Linked DNA regions of Homo sapiens: region 1 is linked to region 2. A link is an interaction called in ENCODE POLR2A ChIA-PET data of the cell type or tissue named here. Cell type or tissue: CD4-positive, alpha-beta T cell. All regions are shown on one strand. Each heading gives the region's core, and the rest is flanking DNA. Links, peaks and the distances in the headings are about the cores only.

The links. ChIA-PET counts read pairs that join two places held together with the same protein. Peaks named below come from ENCODE experiments on the same cell type or tissue, not always from the same donor. Only the 100,000 strongest peaks of a DNase experiment are listed, where the experiment ranks them.
Region 1: POLR2A ChIA-PET joins it to region 2 with 5 read pairs; 5 of 35 experiments call an interaction of 5 or more read pairs at or near these places.

The regions. Positions count from the first base shown.
Region 1 is chr17:77,177,645-77,180,552 of GRCh38, reverse strand. The region is part of intron 3 of SEC14L1 (SEC14 like lipid binding 1); the gene reads right to left. Among named protein-coding and RNA genes, the nearest start is that of SEC14L1, 38 kb to the right of the region's middle. In CD4-positive, alpha-beta T cell, for the core only: no CTCF peak of the experiment used is centred there; no DNase peak of the experiment used is centred there.
Region 2 is chr17:77,265,669-77,268,576 of GRCh38, reverse strand. No RefSeq gene overlaps it. Among named protein-coding and RNA genes, the nearest start is that of LACAT1, 13 kb to the right of the region's middle. RefSeq lists enhancers at 1,595-2,094, 2,095-2,596. In CD4-positive, alpha-beta T cell, for the core only: no CTCF peak of the experiment used is centred there; a DNase peak (open chromatin) is centred at 1,566.

The sequences.
Region 1 (2,908 bases), core at 309-2,808, 88 kb after region 2:
AACCAGAAAATAAGGCTGAGGTGGGAGGATCGCGGGAGCCTAGGAGATGGAGGCTACAGTGAGCCATGATCACGCCACTGCACTCCCAACGGGGTGAAAGAGCCAGACCTTATCTCAAACAAAAACAAGAAAATACAATGACAATACTAAAATTAAAAACAAGCCGGGTGCAGTGGCTCACTCCTATAATCCCAGCACTTTGGGAGGCCAAGGCGGGCAGATCACCTGAGGTCAGGAGTTAAGAGACCAGCCTGGCCAACGTCTCTACTAAAAACAGAAAAATCAGCTGGGCATGGTGGCAGGTGCCTGTAGTCCCAGCTACTCGAGAGGTTGAGGCAGGAGAATCGCTTGAAACCAGGAGGCAGGGGTTGCAGTGAACCAAGATCACGCCACTGCACTCCAGCCTGGGTGACTGTGTGAGAATCCCTCTCAAAAAAATAACATCATAAAGTAACATAACATAACATAACATAACATAACATAACATAACATAACATAACATAACAAAACAAAACATAACATCAAAATAAAACAAAACAAAACAAAACAAAATAAAAACCTAAAAACAAATACGTAGGCCAGGCGCGGCGGCTCATGCCTGTAATCCCAGCACTTTGGGAGGCTGAGGCGGGCGGGTCACAAGGTCAAGAGATCAAGACCATCCCGGCTAACACAGTGAAACCCCGTCTCTACTAAAAATACAAAAAAAAATTAGCCGGGCGTGGTGGCGGGCGCCTGTAGTCCCAGCTACTCGGGAAGCTGAGGCAGGAGAATGGCATGAACCTGGGAGGTGGAGCTTGCAGTGAGCCGAGATCGCGCCACTGCACTCCAGCCTGGGCGACAGAGTGAGACTCCATCTCAAAAAAAAAGAAAAAAAGTAAAAATTTGACATAATCCAAGACATTTCTGAGATCAAACACATATAAAGCTTAAATTATGAACTTCATCTTAGAAGACCTCAAACTCCATGGTTCTGATGATACACTTTCTCCAAAGCTAACATTTAGCACGGAAAAGTAAGTTCATCCTAAAGTGCTATAAAATCAAAGGAAAAAGTATCATGATAGATGCGAAGTAACCCAACAAAAAAGGTTGGGTTTCTTTTCTAGGGCCTTCTCATTAAGGTATGATTATGATGAGTATCGTGGAAGGCATTAATTATAGCTGAAAGAACAGACAGTAAACATGTTGCTCACATGCCACGCACCAAAACATTTGCACTTCCAAGTATTTTAGCATTTTTGACCAGGAATAGGTTCTTTTTACCACCCCTCTCTCAATGCCTGCCTTCACAGTTTACCACGCAATGGTATAAAGCAGCTATGTTTACTTTTGATCAAGGAGCCATTTCAACACACATCATACCACACAACAGACAGGGAATGGGCCAACACCGGGAGGGCTGTGAGATATTCTGCATCAACCCATCGGAGCTTCTTCCATTCGTACACCCACTCCTTTGCTCCAAGAGTTCCAGACATGATATATATTCTTGCTAGAGGACAGGAGAAAGAAACTTCAAAATCTCTTCCAAATTCCACGTTTTCTCTTAGGAAACAGCATGGCTCTTCAAGGTATCCGTGCCACCTGGGGTGTTAAGCCTGTGACAAGGAAAGGTCACTACATCCAGCGACCATCTGTGTGTTCCACCCTCCAGCCTATGCTGAACTTCACCTGGACTACCTTCGTTTAACACACAGAGAGTCCCCAGCTCCTACCGGTCCGTGCGCTGCTGAGAACGTGGCCACGCTGCCGGCGTGCCAGCATTACTGCCTGAGCTCCACCTCCTGTCACATCAGTGGCAGCATCAGACTCTCACAGGAGTGAGAGCCCTATTGTGAACTGCACACACAAGGGATTGAGGCTGCACGCTCTGTAAGCTGCATGCTCCGTAAGAGAATCCAATGCCTGATGATCTGAGGTGGAAGAGTTTCGTCCCGAAACCATCCCCCTTCACCCCACAATCCGTGGAACAACTGTCTTCCACAAAACCAGTCACTGGTGCCAAAAAGGCTGGGGACCACTGCTTTAACAGAGACCTTCACATGACTTTATTAGCAGGCAACAGTGACACAATTCTAAAGGACCTTGAAAAAATTACCCACAAAATTAAAAACTTCACACGTAAAAAGTTTTAATTCCACAGAGAGGTCACTCATCTGATTTATCCACATTATATTTTAAAATAATGTCAAAAAACACACAGTAGTAGGTTTGTTTCCTGACCTCTTAAAATAACTCAAGTTAGTGACACCCACACTGTGTTTGACTCTATTCTGGAAGGCCGTGTTCTTGCAGCTCTGAGTGGCAGGTGGGATGGGAGTGCTATGAACCAAAATTACTGACGACGGTCTCCTCCTCAAGAGCAAGAGAAGCTGCTACTAAATACAGCTCCATCCGCTTTAAGATTTTCTGCCATAAATTTCCCTAAACCTTTGGGTCCTAGAAACAAGTGCTAGTGCATGAACACTGCACTCAAAAAAAAAAGGGGGGGGGGAGGGGAAGAAAGGGAAAAAGCCACGAGTACAAAGGGGCAGGCAAGCAAATCTTAGCAAAGAACTAGGGCATTACCCACCAAACCTAATTTGACAGCTCTGTGACACCCCCAACTCTGTCCCCCAATGACAGTGGCTATGATTTTATACTCTTCATAGGACAGCCATGTGTCCTGTCAAAATTGTTCCTGGTCCATACAAAAGAACTAGGTATATGTCAGTTATTTCACAGTATCCAGCAGAGGATTACAGCTTCTAAGTTTTGAACCACTGCTATAAGCACAAAACAAGAATAAAAACAAAAAATTATGCTCAAAAGAAAAATAATCATCTGCTAAAACACTAGCATGTCTACATTTGGCTAAAGCAAGACTACTATTCAGATCTAGCATTAGATATAATGTTTTAAGAGG
Region 2 (2,908 bases), core at 146-2,645:
TATTTTTTTAGACAGGGTCTTGCTGTGTCTCCCAGGCTGGAGTACAGCAGTATGATTATAGCTCACTTCAGCCTCAACCTCCTGGGCTTAAGTGATCCTCCGGCCTCAGCCTCATGAATAGCTGGGACTATAGGTGCCCACCACCACATCTGGGTAATTTGCAAATTTTCTGTAGAGATGGTGTCTCACTCTATTGCCCAGGCTGGTCTGAAACTTCTGGGCTCAAGCCATCCTCCCACTTTGGCCTCCCAAAGTGCTGGGATTACAGGCATGAGCCACTGTGCCTATCTCAGTGTTATTATATACATACACTATATATATCGGGTTCAAGTAATTCTCCTGCCTCAGTCTCCCAAGTAGCTGGGATTACAGGCATGCACCACCACACCTGGCTAATTTTGTATTTTTAGTAGAGAGGGGGTTTCAGGCCAGGCATGGTGGCTCACGCCTGTAATCCTAGCACTTTGGGAGGCCAAGGCGGGTGGATCACTTGAGGTCAAGAGGTTGAGACCAGCCTGGCCAACATGGTGAAACCTCATCCCTACTAAAAATACAAAAATTAGCCGGGTGCAGTAGCTCATGCCTGTAATCCCAGCACTTTGGGAGGCCAAGTCGTGTGGATTGCGAGGTCAGGAGTTCGAGACCAGCCTGACCAACATGGTGAAACCCCGTCTCTACTAAAAATACAAAAATTAGCCAGGCCTGGTGGCACGTGCCTGTAATTCCAGCTACTCAGGAGGCTGAGGCAGGAGAATCGCTTGAACCCAGGAGGCAGAGGTTGCAATAAGCCAAGATCGCACCTTTGCACTCTAGCCTGGGCGACACAGTGAGCGTCTCTCAAAACAAAAACAAAAACAAAATTAGCTGGGCGTGGTGGTGGGCACCTGTAATCTCAGCTACTTAGGAGGCTGAGGCAGAAGGATCACTTGAACCCGGGAGGTGGAGGTTACAGTGAGCCGAGATTGTGCCATCGCACTCCAGCATGGGCAACAGAGCAAAAACTCCATCTCAAAAAAAAAAAAAAAAAAAAAAAAGAGACGGGGTTTCAACATGTTGGTCAGGGTGGTCTCGAACTCCTGACCTCAGATGATCCACCTGCCTCGGCCTTCCAAAGTGCTGCGATTACAGGCGTGAGCCACTGTGCCCAACCAGTGTTATTATACTTTAAAGGGTCTTTTGTTTTATCTTAAATTAATGAAAGCTTTTACAAGTAAACTCACTGTTATTAGGACCTAAAGCAAGTTTCGGTTTGTTTCTGGATTTAGGTGGTTTGGTCTGCAGCCAATTTTCAAGCAGTCTTTCGCCATCCGCTCCTGATGTGCGGTTTCCATGTACGCCTGCATTCTATAGAATATATGATGCAGAGTCTGAGATCACGCAGCTCACACACACTGATTCCCTCCCCACGAGGCAGGGTTCTGGGTCTGTCAGTAACTGAGGCCCACAGAGGCCTGAGCTTCCCCCCAGACCAGGCGAGCCAGGGCGCAGCCTCAAGCCCTGAGGTTCAGGCGCTCCTGGTCCTCCACACCAGGCTTCTGACAGCTGCTGGGCTCCCCCGAAGAGCGCCCCCTTCCTGGATTCATCACAAGCGCATCCTCAGAGAAGGCACTTCCCTCCCTCACCAGCAGCCTGAGCAGGGCATGGCTCCTCCTCATTAACTTGGGGACCACAGATGCTAGAGACACCCCCACTTCCCACCTTCTTTAGCGAATCACTCCACGGGGGGAGCCTGGTGCAGCCGCGCCCCTTGCGTTGCGCCTGCCTGCTGCAGGGTGCCCTCCGTCATGTGCATAGGTGTCAATGTCACACAGAAAAGAGGGCTCTGAGGTCACAAAGTGGCAACAGTTGAACGTGAAACAAACCTTCACAGGCTTCTCTTCATTGCTGGACTTCTCAGAGCCTGTAGGAGGCTCGTGGGGGCTGTGGGTGTCCATAAGGGCTACAGCATGCAGCATTTCCCAAATGTATTGACCCCAGAACCTTTTCATCACAAGGCACCTTGCCAGTTCCACGGGACACCCTTTGGGGAACATAGGCACTGTGGGATGGGGGTGGAGGGGCATCCATCAGCCACCGCAAGGCCACACACTAGAGGTCAGCCAGGTGTCCAACCCCAGCGCCAAATGTAGACTCCTCCCAACCTTGGCCTGGTCCTCCCTGCCTATGTCACCTCCTGCTGGCCTTGCCTGCTGCTCCTCTGTCCCTCCACATCCCTCCTTGCAGGGGGAGGAGCCAGGATGGGCTTTCTGTGAGGAAACTGCCACTCCAGGGTGAGAAGAAGATATGGGACTGGCGTCCTCCCTGACACTTCATCTGTGCCTTTTGCTCCAGGGGAAGAGAGGATCCCTGAGAAACATCAACAGAAAAGCCTGAGGCAAGCTCCCATCTAGCTCCCATCTAGAATCTCATCCTTTAGCTTCCCTCTAGCTCCCATCTAGAATCTCATCCTTTAGCTTCCATCTAGAATCTCATCCTCCAGCTTCCATCTAGAATCTCATCCTTTAGCTTCCATCTAGAATCTCATCCTTTTTTTTTTTTTTTTCTGAGATGGAGTTTTGCTCTTGTTGCCCAGGCTGGAGTGCAGTGGCATGATCTCAGCTCACTGCAACCTCTGCCTCCTGGGTTCAAGCAATTCTCCTGCCTCAGCCGCCTGAGTAGCTGGGACTACAGGCGTGCGCCGCCACGCCCGGCTAATTTTTGTATTTTTTGTAGAGATGGGGTTCCACCATGTTGGCCAGGCTGGTCTCGAACTCCTGACCTCAGGTGATCTGCCCACCTCGGCCTCCCAAAGTTCTGGGATTACAGGTGTGAGCCACCACGCCCAGCCTAGAATCTCACTTAATCTCAGCTTTCCCTCTTACTCGCCTCATGAGCCCTCCGGACCTGCAGGAGGGGCCAGTCACTGCCC